Regions from separate parts of the Homo sapiens genome. Here region 2 is linked to region 1. Evidence: chromatin contacts called from ENCODE Hi-C or POLR2A ChIA-PET data. All regions are on one chromosome and are shown on one strand. The core of a region is the stretch at or near the end of the contact, and the rest is flanking DNA. Distances in the headings are between cores, read along the strand shown.

What was found. A loop is a pair of places that touch in the nucleus more often than their neighbours do. ChIA-PET counts read pairs that join two places held with the same protein, here RNA polymerase II (POLR2A). Pooled maps may share reads with other maps.
Region 2: POLR2A ChIA-PET joins it to region 1 with 20 read pairs in BJ. The contact joins two enhancer-like sites. A Hi-C loop is called at or near these places in 2 of 168 maps with a recorded cell type or tissue (heart left ventricle and psoas muscle) and 1 of 50 pooled maps. POLR2A ChIA-PET finds 5 or more read pairs at or near these places in 2 of 52 experiments (BJ and OCI-LY7).

The regions. Positions count from the first base shown.
Region 1 is chr3:66,050,560-66,058,158 of GRCh38, reverse strand. No RefSeq gene overlaps it. Among named protein-coding and RNA genes, the nearest start is that of MAGI1, 15 kb to the right of the region's middle. RefSeq lists an enhancer at 1,558-2,080. Within about 2 kb of position 4,543, at least 10 of the 41 ENCODE cell types and tissues checked have a DNase peak (open chromatin) inside an H3K27ac peak, as active enhancers do.
Region 2 is chr3:66,178,439-66,186,037 of GRCh38, reverse strand. LOC107986095 (a long non-coding RNA gene) reads left to right here. Exons shown (of 3, transcript XR_007095953.1): 2 at 6,971-7,139; 3 at 7,311-7,599. It also overlaps a transcript of SLC25A26 not described here. Among named protein-coding and RNA genes, the nearest start is that of SLC25A26, 39 kb to the left of the region's middle. Within about 2 kb of position 4,083, at least 3 of the 41 ENCODE cell types and tissues checked have a DNase peak (open chromatin) inside an H3K27ac peak, as active enhancers do.

The DNA of each region.
Region 1 (7,599 bases), core at 3,294-5,793:
GGAACAACCTCTAAGATACATTTCTGAGCAAAAATAGCAACGGTAATATAGTACCATTTGTGTAAATTAAAGGGAAGATCTATGCACAGAATATCTTAGAAAGTACACACAAGGAAATGTGCAACAACTAAACTGTTGCCTTTGGAGAGAGGAACTGAGATGAGTAGGATGGATACCCTCTTCTCACTGTATACCTCTTTGTATGGTTGGCATTTTTCTAAAAAAACACACATATTTTTACTTAGTCAAAATTTCATTTTTATATTTAAGGGATAAACTCTTGGAAGATTTCACTTAAAAACAAAACAACTTAAAAGAAGATGGATCTTGGAGCAATTCCACCCTCATTCTGATATTCTATAGATGCTGCTGTATTTTTAGAGTGCACAGAACTGTTTCTGGATTTCTATCACCCTTACCAGCTAGGACAATTTGGATACCAGTTACAGAAGTTCCAATTTAAACAATAAATAGAATCTAGGGCCTTACCTAGCAGAAAAGTCTAGAAGCAGAGTATGCTTCACATGTGATTTGATTCCAGGCTTGACCCCTGTTTCTCTTCAATTCTTTCAATCTGGCCTCCTCTAAATTAACACTGTCCCCAGGCTTGGATCCCCTCTTGGTGGCAAAAAAAAAAAAAAAAAAAAAGTCGCCCCCCACCCCACCAGGCCCTGTACCTACACCATCATCACCAAACTGTGCAGAATGAAGGGTGCCTCTGTCCCTGCATTACAAGTACAACCAACCAGCATATTTTATTTATTTTTATTTTTTGAGACAATCTTGCTCTGATGCCCAGGCTGGAGTGCCGTGGTATAATTTCAGGTGACTGCAACCTCCACCTCCTGGATTGAAGTGATTCTCCTGCCTCAGCCTCCTGAGTAGCTGGGACTACAGGCATGCGCCACCACACCTGGCTAATTTTCGTATTTTTGTAGAGATGGAGTTTTGTCATGTTGGACAAGCTGGTCTCAAACTCCTGGCATCAAGGGATCCACCAGCCTTGGCCCCCCAAAGTACTGGGACTACTTCCCTGTATGTTGCGGGAAGTCAGGAACATGAAACGGAGGGACCGGCTGAAGCCATGGCAGAAGAACGTGGATTGTAAATCTTTCATGGACATTTATTAGTTCCCCAAATTAATACTTTTATAATTTCTTATGCCTGTCTTTACTGCAGTCTCTGAACATGGATTGTGAAGATTTCATGCACACTTATCACTTCCCCAATGGATACCCTTGTCATTTCCTATGCTTGTCTTTACTTTAATCTCTTAATCCTGTCATCTCGTAAGCTGAGGAGGATGTATGTCGCCTCAGGACCCTGTGATGATTGCGTTAACTGCACCAATTGTAGAGCATGTGTGTTTGAACAATATGAAATCTGGGCACCTTGAAAAAAGAAAAGGATAACAGCAATGTTCAGGGAACAAGAGAGATAACCTTAAACTCTGACCGCCGGTGAGCTGGGCGGAACAGAGCCATATTTCTCTTCTTTCAAAAGCAAATGGGAGAAATATCGATGAATTATTTTTCTCAGCAAGGAATATCCCTGAGAAAGAGAATGCGTCCCTGAGGGTGGGCCTCAAAAATGGCCCCCTTGGGTGTGGCCATTTTTTATGGTCAAGCTGTAGGGATGAAATAAGCCCCAGACTCCCATAGCGCTCCCAGGCTTATTAGGACGAGGAAATTCCCGCCTAATAAATTTTTGGTCAGACTGGTTGTCTGCTCTCAAACCCTGTCTCCTGATAAGATGTTATGAATGACAATGCATGCCGAAACTTCATTAGCAATTTTAATTTCGCCCCATCCTGTGGTCCTGTGATCTCGCCCTGCCTCCATTCGTCTTGTGATATTCTATTACCTTGTGAAGCACGTTATCTCTGTGACCCATACCCTATTTGTACACTCCCTCCCCTTTTGAAAATCACTAATAAAAACTTGCCAGTTTTATGGCTCAGGGGGCATCACGGAACCTACCGACATGTGATGTCTCCCCTAGACGCCCAGCTTTAAAATTTCTCTCTTTTGTACTCTGTCCCTTTATTTCTCAAACTGGCCGACACTTAGGGAAAATAGAAAACAACGTACGTGAAATATCAGGGGTGAATTTTGCCTGATATCTGGCTGAATTTCCCCCGATACCTGTAGTTACAGCTACTTGGGAGGCTGAGGCAGAAGAATCACTTGAACCCGGGAGGCGGAGGTTGCAGTGAGCCGAGATCATGCCACTGTACTCCAGCCTGGGTGACAGTGAGACTCCATCTCAAAAAAAAAAAAAAGAAAAAGAAAAAAGAATACTGTTTTACCATGTGGTCATTTCACTTATTAATACAAAGTATTAAATGAGCAAAGGAGCACCCATCTATGATATGCACAATCACCAAGTCAAGATAGAAACCCTGCCCCAACTCAGTATCATGAATGTCCCATTTGGATTCCTTTCCCCCACGGAAGGAGTTCCCCATGGTCCTGGTCAGCTTCTATCTGTGGTTTTGAAATAGAAATCACAGCTTTGAATACTGCCGAATTTGCTGGCCTTTTCTAAACCTGGAATCTGGCAGAACCAACTACTCCCAAAATGCAAGCTGCATTTTCACTATTGAGGCTTTCAGATGGTTATGTCAGATTGTTTGAGTTGTTAGACAGCCAGTCAGCCAGTCAATAAATACAAACTGTGCCCTTTCTGTGTGCCACATTCTGAGTAGGTACTTAGCATGCAGTAGTTAACAAGACAGGGTCCCAGCTGCCCCCCTACCCCTTGCCCAGCTTGGTCCAGCAGGGAAGGCAGACGGCAAACATATTTATTTAAACAGCTACATACAAACTGCAAGAAATCCTGTGTGATTTGTCCCTTGCTCCTGTCTTTCAGCTCCTCAAGGATGCCTCCCCCCTCATTCTCTGCAAGTCAGACACTGGATCTTTTATTTCCTAAAACTAGAGCTGTTTCTTTTCACCCCTGTGAACAAAGACTCTTCCCTCTATAAGGGAAACACCCTTCCAGTACCATATTCTTTTGTTGTTTTTTTGAGACAGTCTAGCTCTGTCAACCAGTTTGGAGTGCAGTGGCAGGATCTTGGCTAACTGCAACCTCTGCCGCCCAAATTCAGGCGATTCTCGTGCCTCAGCCTCCCTGCTAGCTGGGATTACAGGGATTACATCCCATGGCCAGCTAATTTTTGTATTTTTAGTAGATATGGGTTTTACCATGTTGGCGAGGTTGGTCCCAAACTCCTGGCCTGAAGTGTTCCTCCTGCCTCAGCCTCCCAAAGTGCTGGGATTATAGGCATGAGCCACTGTGCCTGGCCTGCAGGAGTATGTTTAATGTCTGCTGGAAAAACCTACTTTTCTGAGAATATGAGGGCTTTCAATGCCTGCTCAATTATTTTGTCTCTTGTCACAAGACACAAAGGATATCCTTGTTCTTAGGAAATACATACTAAAAATAATATTTAATATTGAGGATGATTGGTTAAAAAAAAGGAACCTGGGTGCAGTGGCTTATGCCTGTAATCCCAAAACTATGGGAGGCCTGGCCTCTTCCAGTACCATATTAATCACTTCTTCTTCTCTGGATTTCAGTTGAAACTACATTTCCTAAGGGAATACTTCCCTCAGATTCGATCAGGTGTCTTTATAGTGTCTTCCAGCCATGTCTGCATTTTCCGCTTGGCACACAGTCCCTTTAGAATTAGACATTTATTAGGCAGATATTTGATTACTATCTGTCTCCCCAGCCAGACTCTATGCCCCATGAGGGTAAGAGTATTTGCCTATTGTTTTCCACTTTGCTTTTCCATGCCACACCAAGCAGACTGTCATCTCAGGGCCTTGGTTCTTGCTGATCCTACTGCCCAGAACACTGTCTCCCAGATAGCTACTTGATCCACACTCTCACTGTCTTCAAACCTCTGCTCAGTTCTGAACTTAGCCACGAGGCTTCCCCTTATCACCTTGTACATAACAACAATCCTAACCTTGGGCATCAAAAGTCCCCCTTTCCCCCTCCATAGCACCTATCTTCAGAGACTCTATTTTCTACTTTGTGTATTGCCACAGTAGAATGTAAGCTCCATGAGAAGAACGCCTTTGCCCAATTAGTTAAGGGCTTTTCCCCCACTAGTTCAAAAGTGCCTGACATATCTTAGGTGCTCAATAAATATTTATTGAATTAAAGGACGAATCATTACCTAAGGTGTAGCAAATTGGCACATGATAAGCCTTGCAAATATTTTGGGAATGCCTGCATGAGGACGTACACGTGCTGCTAAAACAAATACAAGACATTTAACCTAGTTGGAGGAGTCACGTAAGGTAGAATGGAATAAGAAAGAGGGGGCTGGGCACAGTGGCTCAAGCCTATAATCCCAGCACTTTGGGAGGCTGAGGCGGGTGGATCACTTGAGACCAAGAGTGCAAGACCAGCCTGACCAACATCGTGAAACCCCATCTCTACTAAAAATACAAATATTAGCCAGGCATGGTGGTGTAGGCCTGTAAACCCAGCTACTCCAGAGGCTGAAGTGGGAGTATCTCCTGGGCTTGAGCCCAGGAGGTGGAGCTTGCAGTGAGCTGAGATCATGCCACTGCACTCCAACCTAGGCAACAGAGTAAGATCCTGTTTCAAAAATTAAAAATAAAAAAATAAAAAAATAAAAAGAAAGAGGGTTTCAGCCCTTTTGATGATGTTAATCCAGTAGGTCAAATGTCAGTCAAACTTTCTTACAGTTGGTGGTTAGACTAGAATGTACAAACAGGAATGGGAATAGTGTTAAACCCTTCACTCCCCAAATTTCCATCTCTCCCAACCCCCTTGCTCTTCAACATATTTTCATTCAGCTGGCAGTTTTTGTAGTTCTGCAGTTTCTTGCCAAGAACAGAGATTGAAAATGTCCCACAGAGAAATCAGCATCAGGGTTAACCAACTGGAAGCCAAACCCTGCAGTTATTTTCCAGCGTTCCTCAACTCCCAGGAGAATCAGAGCAAAAAAAAAAAGGAGCAGAGGTTAGAGGGCAGGGTTCTAGAAGTGTCATTCTCTTACATACAATGTCTGAGTTGTGTGGGTGGAGGGACTGTAGAGGGTATGGAACAGAGAGCCTTGTGCCTGAATCTTTTGGGAGATGAATTTCCTCTCCCTCTTTACATGTTCTGGTCTTTTACTTACTAATGATACTAAAGGAGCTATATGGTTTCTCCTGGAGCTGTGTCAGGATTTGCTCCATAAATTACCTGGGAGGATGCCATATGCAAATACAAGAAGAAATAGCAGTCTTAGTATTCATGGTGACAGCTTAGTTATCCTCAGGGGAAGGGAAGGAGAAGTAGGTATCTTTTTTCTTAATAAAGTTTTTCCTATCACCTCCGAATTCCATAGCTGTTCTTGGAAACAGGTTGGAATCAGCCTAGAAATTTTAGTAACAACAATTTAGCCTAAATTTCAACATAATGCCATATAATAGTTATAGTACATTGCTATACTCCTTTGGAAACTACTTTAAAGATCTATTCACACAATACTTTTCTGGGATGTAGGAAGCCTCTCAAGGAGATAAAAGCCATTCAAAATATGATTGTTATCTCCCTAAACCCAGATCAGTTTGCTTTTAATGTAGTTATCACTAAGAAGATTAGCAACACTCAATTCATACACAAAGAAAGAAAGAAAGGAACAAACTATATATTAACCATCAACATCATTATTGTTAGGCTAAATGACACCTCATGTGAAAAGTATTTCATAATAATAGCAATCATACTCATTTTATGGTTGAGGACAGTGGAGCTGATATAGGTTATAAGACTTCTCTGAGGGCTGGGCTCAGGCCTGTAATCCTAGCATGCTGGGAGGCTGCAGTGGGTGGATCGCCTGAGGTCAGGAGTTCCTGGTTCAAGCGATTCTCCTGCCTCAGGCTCCCTCCCAAGAAGCTGGGATTACAGGTGCCCGCCACCACACCTGGCTATTTTTGTATTTTTAGTAGAGACACGGTTTCACCGTTGACCAGGCTGTTCTTGAACTCCTGACTTCAAGTGATCCACCCGCCTTGGCCTCCCAAAGTGCTGGGATTATAGGCATGAGCCACCATGCCTGGCTGAGCATGGGCTTTTATAACTGGCAGAATCAAAGCCCTGTGCTTTCACATAATGTCTAGACATCCTCAGGCAAGTCTTTTTTTTTTTTTTTGGAGACATTGTTTTGCTCTGTTGCCCGGGCTAGAGTGCAATGGCATGATCTCGGCTCACTGCAACCTCTGCCTTCCAGGTTAAAGAGATTCTCTGAGATCGTGCCATTGCACTCCAGCCTGGGCGACAGAGCGAGACTCCGTCTCAAAACAAACAAACAAACAAACAAAAAAACCCATGCTCTAAATCAAGATGTTCTGAGCACTATAATATTTTTATTTTCTGTAAGTTATATGTTTATATTATATACCACATTCTATATTATTTTAATATGTCACAACTTTGTAATGTTGCCAGAGTGGTTTTTTAAAAATTATTTTAGGCCGGGCACAGTGGCTAGCACTTTGAGAGGCTGAGGCAGGTGGATCACTTGAGGTCAGGAGTTTGAGACTAGCCTGGCCAACATGGTGAAACCCCGTCTCTACTAAAAACTACAAAAATTAGCCAGGCGTGGTGGCAGGCAACTTTAATCCCAGCTTCTCAGGAGGCTGAGGCAGGAGAATCACTTCAACCTGGGATGTGGAGGTTGCAGTGAGTCGAGATTGCACCACTGCACTCCAGCCTGGGCAACAGAGGAAGACTCTGTCTCAAAAAATATATATGTATTTAAAATTTATTATTATATATATATATTTTAAAAAAACAGGTCTCACTATATTGCCCAGGCTGGTCTTGAACTTCTGGACACAAGCAATCCTCCCGCCTCAGCCTCTCAAAGTGCTGGGATTGCAGACGTGAACCACTGTGCCTGGCCTTTCTTTTTTTTTAAATGAATTTTAGGTAAAATTGATATAAAATAAAACTCCCCATTTAACCATTGTAAAGTATATGACTCAGTAGCATTTAATAAATTCATAATGTTGTGCAACCATCACCACCGTCTAGTTCCAGAACCTTTTAATCCCCTCCCAAAATAAATCCCATAACCCTTAAGGAGCACCATCCTCACTCCTCCTGTCTTCAGCTCCTGACAACTACTAATGTATTTCCTGTTTCTGTGGATTTGCCTATTCTGGACATTTCATATAAATGCGATCATACAATATGTGGTCTTTTGCATTTTCCTTCTTCCACTCACCAATGTTTTCAAGGTTGTTTTATGTTTGAGCATGTATCAGTACTTTCTTTCTTTTTATGGTTGAATAATATTTCATTGTATGGATATACCGCATTTATTTATCTATTAATCCATTGAGGGACATTTGGGTGTTTCTGAATTTGGCTGTTGTGAATGTTACTTCTATGAACATTTTTGTACAAGTGGTTTGTTTGCACACCTGTTTTCAGTTCTGTTGCATATATATATACCTAGGAGTGGAATGGCTAGGTCATACAGTAATCCTATGTTTGACTTATTGAGGAACTGCCCACTGTTTTCCACAGCAGCTACACCATTCTACAGTCTCTCCAGCAATGTAT
Region 2 (7,599 bases), core at 2,834-5,333, 130 kb before region 1:
TGTCAGGGTCAGAATCATGGACAGGGTCATGGTGAGGGTCAGGGTCATGTTCTGTGTGAGGATAAGGGTCAGCTTTAGTCTTGACATCAGGGTGAATGTGAAGGTAAAATCATGGTGAGGTAAGGGTTAAGTTGAGGTCTGATTCATGGTAAAGGTCTGAAAAAGATCAAAGTAAAAGTCTAGTTCAAATTTAGATACAGGGTAGGGGTTAATTTCAGGGTCTAAGTCATGGTCAAAGAGAGGTGAGAGTCAGGGTGAATGTAAGTATATGTATAAAATACAGAGTCAGGGTCAGTGTGAGGTTAATAGTATGGGCCACGGTCAGGCTCTAGCACAGTGTAAGGACATGGTAAAAGTCAAGACAGTGCCATGGTTAGGGTCAGCATGATAGTCACATTCAGGGTGAAGTTCAGGTTAAAAATCAGGTAGAAGGTCATTGTTAAGGTCAGGATGTAGGACAGGGTCAGGTAAAGTTCAGCATAAAAGATAGGGTCACAGCCGCTATGGAAAACAATATGGTTGGTTCCTCAAAAAATTAAAAATTACTAGATGATCCAGCAATTCTACTTCTAGGTATATATACAGAAGAATTGAAAGTAGGGTCTCAAAGAGATACTTGAACGCTCATGTTTATAGAAGCATTATTCACAACAGGCAAAAGGTAGAAGCAACCCAAGTGTCCATGGACAGATGAATGGATAAATAAAATGTGGTATATACCGAATATTATTCAGCCTTAAAAAGGAAGGGAATTCTGACACATGCTACTACATGGATGAATCTCAAGGTTATTATACTAAGTGAAATGATCCAGTCACCAAAGGACAAATACTGTATGATTCCACCTATATACTTAGATTACTCAAAATTATAGAGACAGAAACTATGATGGTGGTTGCCAGGGTCTGGGAAAGGAAAAAAGAGGGAGTTGTTATTTAACGGGTACAGAGTTTCAGTTTTGTGAGATGAAAAGAGTTCTGGAGATTGGTTGCACAACAACGTGAATGTACTTAGTGCCACTGAACTGTATACTTTAAAATGTTTAAGATGGTAAATTTTATATTACATTTATTTTACCACAACTTTTTAAAGCCAGACTCAGTATAGTCAGTTTGATGATCAGTGTGAATGTCAGAGTCTTGGTGAGAGTCAGTGTCAGGTTGACGGTCAGGATCAGGGTCAAAGTTGAGTTGTTGGTCAGGGTCACGACCAGGGACAGGTTGAAATTTAAGTTTAGGGTAACTTTAGAGGGGTGGGATGGTTAGAGTCAATGTCAGCATGATATCAGAGTCAGAGATACTTTTAGGGGCAGGATCATGGACACAAGATGAGAGCAAGAGGGAGGGCCAGATGAGGGCCAATTTTAGGGTGAACATCAGAATAAAGGTCAGGGTCAGGTTTAGAGTGAGGATTTGGTTGAGCATGTAATACATAGTAAACTCAAGGTGAGCAGAGTCAGGTGAACATAACGGTCCTGATGAGGATGAGTGTCTGGCCCAGCTAAAGTGTTAGGGTAGTGGTGAAGTAGAATCATTTGATGGTCACTGTGAGTGTCAGGGTCTTTTCAAGGTCATAGTGATGATCAGGACAAGGATAAGGGTCAGAATTTGGGTCAGGTTCAGGGTGAGGATGAATTTAAGACCAGTATGATAGGGTGATGGTCTGGGTCAGGGTCGGGATTGAGTCACTGTTCATATCAGGGTGAGGGTAAGGGCTACAGTCAGGGTCATAGCTTCATCAGGGTCATGATGAGGGTGGGAAAGTCCAAGGGTCAGAGTTATGGTGAGGTTCAGGGTGAAAGTCAGTGTCAGAGACAGGTTTTGGGTTAGGGACAAATTCAGAGTGAGGGTAAGGGTCAGAATAAGTATTAGAGCTGTGGTAAGAGTGAGGATGAGAAATTGAGAGACAGTGGCAGATTCAGGGTCTCAGTCACGGGGAGGGTGTGGAGCAGGGTCTTCTGAAGGTTAAAGTTTAGGGTGGGGTTCAGAGACAGGGCCAGATTTATGGTCAGGTTCAAGGTGAGTGTGAAAGGGTAAGGGTAAGAGTATGGGTCAACACCAGTGTGAGAATGAAAATTAGTGTCAGACTGAGTGTCTAGTAGGTTAGGGGTAAGGGTCAGAGTCAACATTAGATAAGTGTCAGGTTCAAATTAAGGTTTGGGAAAAAATTAAGGTAAGGGTCAGACAAAGCTCAGGGTGAGGGTGAGGATGAAGGTAGAATCAGGGTAAGAGCCAAGTTCAGGGTCAGGTGCTTATTTAGCATCACGTTCAGTGTCAAGCTCAGGTCATGGTGAGAATCAGTGTGAGGTTCAGGTTAAGGGTCAGAGTTCAGTCAGGAAGAGAGTCATGTGAGTATCTAGATCAAGGTCAGGGTCAAGATCGTGATGAAGGTCAGATTCAGGATCTGAGTAATTGTGAATGTCATGGTGAGGATTAAGGTCAGATTCAGAAGGAGTGTGAGGTATATGTCCAGGGTCAACATCACGATAAAGGTCAATGTCAGCATCAGGGTAAGGGGTAGGGTTAAATTGAGAGGGTAAGTGTGAGGGTCAGAGTCAGCGTGAGGGCCATATGTTCGGGGACACGGTGAGAGTCAGGTTCAAGATTAGGATCAGATTCAGGGTGAGCATAGGGTTAGCCTCAGAGTTAGAGTCTGCCTATAGACAAGTTCATTGTGAGGGTGAGAATCTGAGTCCATGTCAGGGTCAGAGTCTGGGTGAGCATAGCTGAGAGTCATGGTAGTGTGAGAAACAGGATGAAGGACAAGGTCATGTCCTGTGTCAGAGTGAATGGCAGGCCAGGCTGAGGCTATGGTTCAACAGGAGGCTCAAAATCAGGGTCAGGGTCAGCGAAAGGATTAGGTTCAGGGTCAGCTTCAGGCTGAGGGTCAGGTCAAGGTCAGGGTGTGGGTCAGAGTCTGGGGAAATGCAAGGCCAAGGGTCACCAACACTTTTTGGGTATTTGTTGTATAGAATAACCAAAACACACCCTAGGCCTTAGAGGTGCATTATTTATATGCACCGAAAGCCAACAGCTGCTTCATTGATCCTCCGCATCCCCTGCTGTCCAACCTACTACTTTAGGTCCTTGGAAAGACCGACCTGAAGAACCCTGGCTCTTAGGAAGCCATCTAGAACAGCAGGAGTATCTGCTTTTGTGTTCCAAATGCCTCCCCAGTTGCATCCTTCAGGCTCATTGAGCTAGTGACCTGGGGTTGGTCCCAGCCTCCTAAAGGCACATTTTAATTCTCTTTATTAGGAGCAGAGGACGACTTGTCAGAGATTCCCTGGTCTTTTCTACTGATACCCCACCCCCCCCCCCCGCCGCCCACTGCAGGTTGAGGCCGATGCTGGGCTCAGCCAATCCTGTTATAAGCATTAGATCTTGTGCCAGCGACTTCTCTTGTTGCCTCATCTGTAAAATAGGGGAGTTAGGTTTTATGGCCTTTTCAAACTCTATGGGAACCTTTCAAGCATTGACTCCTTGCAACTTTTAGGCCTTGCTTCTTTTCTGAAGACTCTATGAAACAGTGTTTTCCAGCTTTTTAGATTCAAATCCCTAATGGCTAAAAATACACGGTGATGATCTCAGCTCTCACAATTCAGAGGCCGCCTCCCGTTTCATTGGGAATTGCCATAACTCTTACATAATCCCAAAGGTCAAAAAGGTTCTGGACAGCTTTAATTTCTATAGTTTGTACTATGAGAATAACAGCTTTTGGGGGACATTTTTCTAAATAACAAATTGCAATATGAAATCTGCTTTTTCAAACACCGCGCCCTACCACTCACTCCCTAGGAGAGCCCAACAAACTTCCTCAGGCTGTCATTTTCAGGTCTCTTCTCACCTCCCATTTGGGAATTTCTGCTCTCGAATCATTTAAAGATATTGATTATCTGCTCCACCACGGACCCTGTTCTCTTTCTTTTTGTCCTAGTTGCCTGTGCTTCGTGTCAGTTTTCAGATAAGAAAAGAGAGTGCTGTCAAGGCTCTATTTATAATATATCCTTGAAAGCCAAGTGCTGTCTTTGAGCTAAAACAAGGCAAGGCCACCCTTAGGGAGAATGAGAGCCCTCAATGCCCAAATGTGGGCACACGGGCACGCTCCCAGGCAGGCTTGCTCATGCACACACACACAACATCCAGGTCCAAACGAACAAGAGAAAAGACACGCAGGTCCAGGGAAAGAAGAGGAAATGCCTGGAATGTGATAGAAACTCAATACATGTTTGGTGAAAAAAAAAAAAAAAAAAAAAAAGACAAGGGGAGGGGATCAGGGAAGGAGGAATTCAGAGGGACTGCAAATTTAGTGAGGAAAGCACTGAAGTTGGAGTCAGGGGATCTGGATTTGAAGCCTGGCTCTACTTTTCTTAGAAATTTGAGCTTGGACAAGTTCCTTTCCTCTCTGAATTTTGGTTTCTTCCTCCCTTGAGTGGGTGTAAGATTTCCTTCCCAACTAATCTCATAAGATTGCTGTAAAAATCAAATGAAATAATAGCTATGGAAGTACTTTGTAAACTGAAACTACTATAAACAAATGAGGTGCTCAGTGTCGTAGCTAGCATTTTTTAGGGTGCCGTTTGCCAGTAACTACGACATGCTCTGTATACATTAAAGTATTTAACCTCACAACAATCTTGCAGATATAAGCTGTTATTGTTACTCTCCTACAGATGAGGAAACATAAAGACACAAAGTAATTTGCTGGAGGTCACACTACTAGTAAGTGATCAACTGGGATTTGAACCAGGCCTACCTTAGTCCAGCAGCCAATTCTTTTAACCACTCCACTACCTGCTAGGCCTTAATATGTATCCAATGCCTTGTCACATACACAAGTGAACTTCAATCTGCCTTTCAGTGTTAAAAGACATTGTATTAGTTGCCTAGAACTGCCAAACAGAATACCACAGACCAAGCAGCTTAAAGAACAGAAATTTATTTTTTCACAGTACTGAAGGCTGCAAGTCCAAGATCAAGGTACCAGCAGGGTTGGTTTCTGGTGAAGGCTCTCTTCCTGGCTTGCAGACAGCTGCCCTCTCCTTGTGTCCTCCCATGGCCTTTTTCCTGTGTATGTACACTCCTGGTGTCTCTTTCTCTTCTTATAAGGACACCAGTCCTATTGGATTAGGTCCCCACTCTTGCAAGCTCATTAAACCTTAATTACATCCTTATGGCCCTGTCTCCAAATACAGTCACACTGGGGGTTAGGGCTTCAACACATGAATCTGAGGGGGACACGTTTCATTCCATAACAGACAAGCAATAGATAAATACTCCAAAAAATAAAAAGTTTGTCTACTTCCCCTCTCTGTCCCCCACCCCGCCCCCAGTGAAGGATTTTTTAAAAAAATCTCATCAGGTCAACAACAGGCACTGCAGCAAAATTTTTCAGCTCTGACTTCTGCCCAGATAACTTGCTCTCCCATAATGCCAAGCAGCTCTGCTGTGAAGGAACGAAGCAAGTTTTGTGCAAAACATTGAACATGTTTCTGTTCTCTGCCTCCTGCTCAAGAGCATTCTGAAGAAGTGGAAAGATCTGTCCCACCTTTCCCTCTTGCCAGCCATTCCTATTTATAGTTTCTGATGCTGGTGGGTCTGAAGGAGTCAAGAGTTTTGAAATCACTTCCGTTGCTCTGCGGCATGTTCCCTGCCCCTGCATTGGCTTCTCCTAGGCCATTAGAAACTTATTATTTCTGGTTCCCATGTGGTAGGGGTTGGGGTCAAAGGGAGACAGAGAAAGAAAGATTTGCAGCATGCAAAAGTGTGGGTTCTTTTTTTTAAAAAAGCCTCAGAGGAAAATAAATTGTGGTTGTATCCCCGTAGTGTTTTCTGTTTAGGTCTGCTCATAACTACGCCTCCCAGTCTGTTCCTGGAAACCTAGAGAAAAAGTTTTAGGTTGACTTCATCCTTGAATCCTACTTCACAGAGATGCTGATGAATCTGAGGGCAAAGAGAGAAAGGCAAGAGGAGTTTGTTGCCTGGATGCCAGAAGCCAGTAAAGGGTTTTGCAATGCATCTCCCTATTCCTGGCGGCACATGATAAATTACCAGCATCAATCTATCTAACAGTATCAGACTTCAGAACTTGTGAGTCATATGTTCATGGCATTGCTTTGTGCAAATAGATACTGTAACTATGCATCAATCTGGCACATTTTATGAATATTTATCAAAATGTTCTCTTGTCTCCCAGCATGTATATTAATAACAATAATACTAAATAATACCAAGTTGCAGCCATGCACAAGACTCCAAACTCTGGATTTAGTTTGCAAATGTAATGAAGGCTATTTGTAATCATAACAAGAAAAAAAAAAGCCCAGTAACAAGAAGTTCTTATGGAAGATAAACTAAAGCGTATATGTTATAGTTCTATAGAGGGACGATAGAGGAAATATAGAAGTATAGTTGAACTTGATTTATTCCCAGTAAAAATTCTGCATTGGAAAGAACAGAAATTCTTTACTTTGAGAACCTTATCTATGTGACTGTGAACTAAGTCATATCCCATATTTACTCTCACAGTGCTAATCTTACATTTTCGGAAAATAAATTAGATATACTCTTTAAATTTCTCTGTTAGCTGGACTTACATTGCCTTATGAATTTGAGGGGGAAACGTTTCATAATGTTGCCATAGTCAACAAGGAGACTTCTGAGTGTCTGAAGATACAGCAAGACTAACGCATAGTTGCATTTCAAATCAACACACATTAAATTAGAAAAAACATCTGGAGAAACATATCAATATCAAATCGGCAATTTTGCTTGGAGCTTGATGCTACATTTATAGGTCATCTTAATTTTTTTCAAAGCTTTGAACTTGCCAAATTTCATTTAAAAACATTTAAAGCTGCTTTAACTTTTTATCTAATTTGGGAAAACTTTAAAACGCGTAAGAGAGAAAAATATGACAAATGTTCTTGTATCTCCCAACTAAAACAAGCTAATGTTAACAATTTTTTCAGCTGTCCTTTCAATCTTTGCTTTCAAATATATGACAAAACGTACAGATAAAGCTGAAATCCTCTCTATGCTGCTTGCAAGCCTCATGTTCCTGTCTGCCTCCCCAAAGCCACCACCACCAGGAATTTGGAAAACATCCTTTGACCACAAATATGAGCAGCCATTGATAACGTAAGATATTGCTTTGTGTGTCTTTAAACAATTATATACATACCTGACGGTATCATTCTTCAACTTAATTTTTCCTTCTGCATTATACTTTCTTGAAGGTTTTCTTTCTATGTTACTTGCTGGCGTTTAAAAATTTTTAATTTTTAAAACAATTTCCATCTCTTTAATTAGCAGGACAAGATGATTCATAACGTTAACAAATCAAAGTAACTGAGAGACATCTAGAATCTCAACACCTTACAGAATGTTATCAGGGAATGCTACTCCCTCGATGTCTCAGTTTGGGACTCCCTAAGATAAGGACTTGTATGCTCTTAGTCTATCAGGAGAACCCAGAAAGTAAGAGTGAGGGAAGTGGGGCGGTGGGCAGTGGAAGCCAATATAAATGTACATTACTGAAACTGCTACTGAGCTTGGACAACAAGGGACAACGTCTGTCAGTACCTCACGAAAAGTGCAC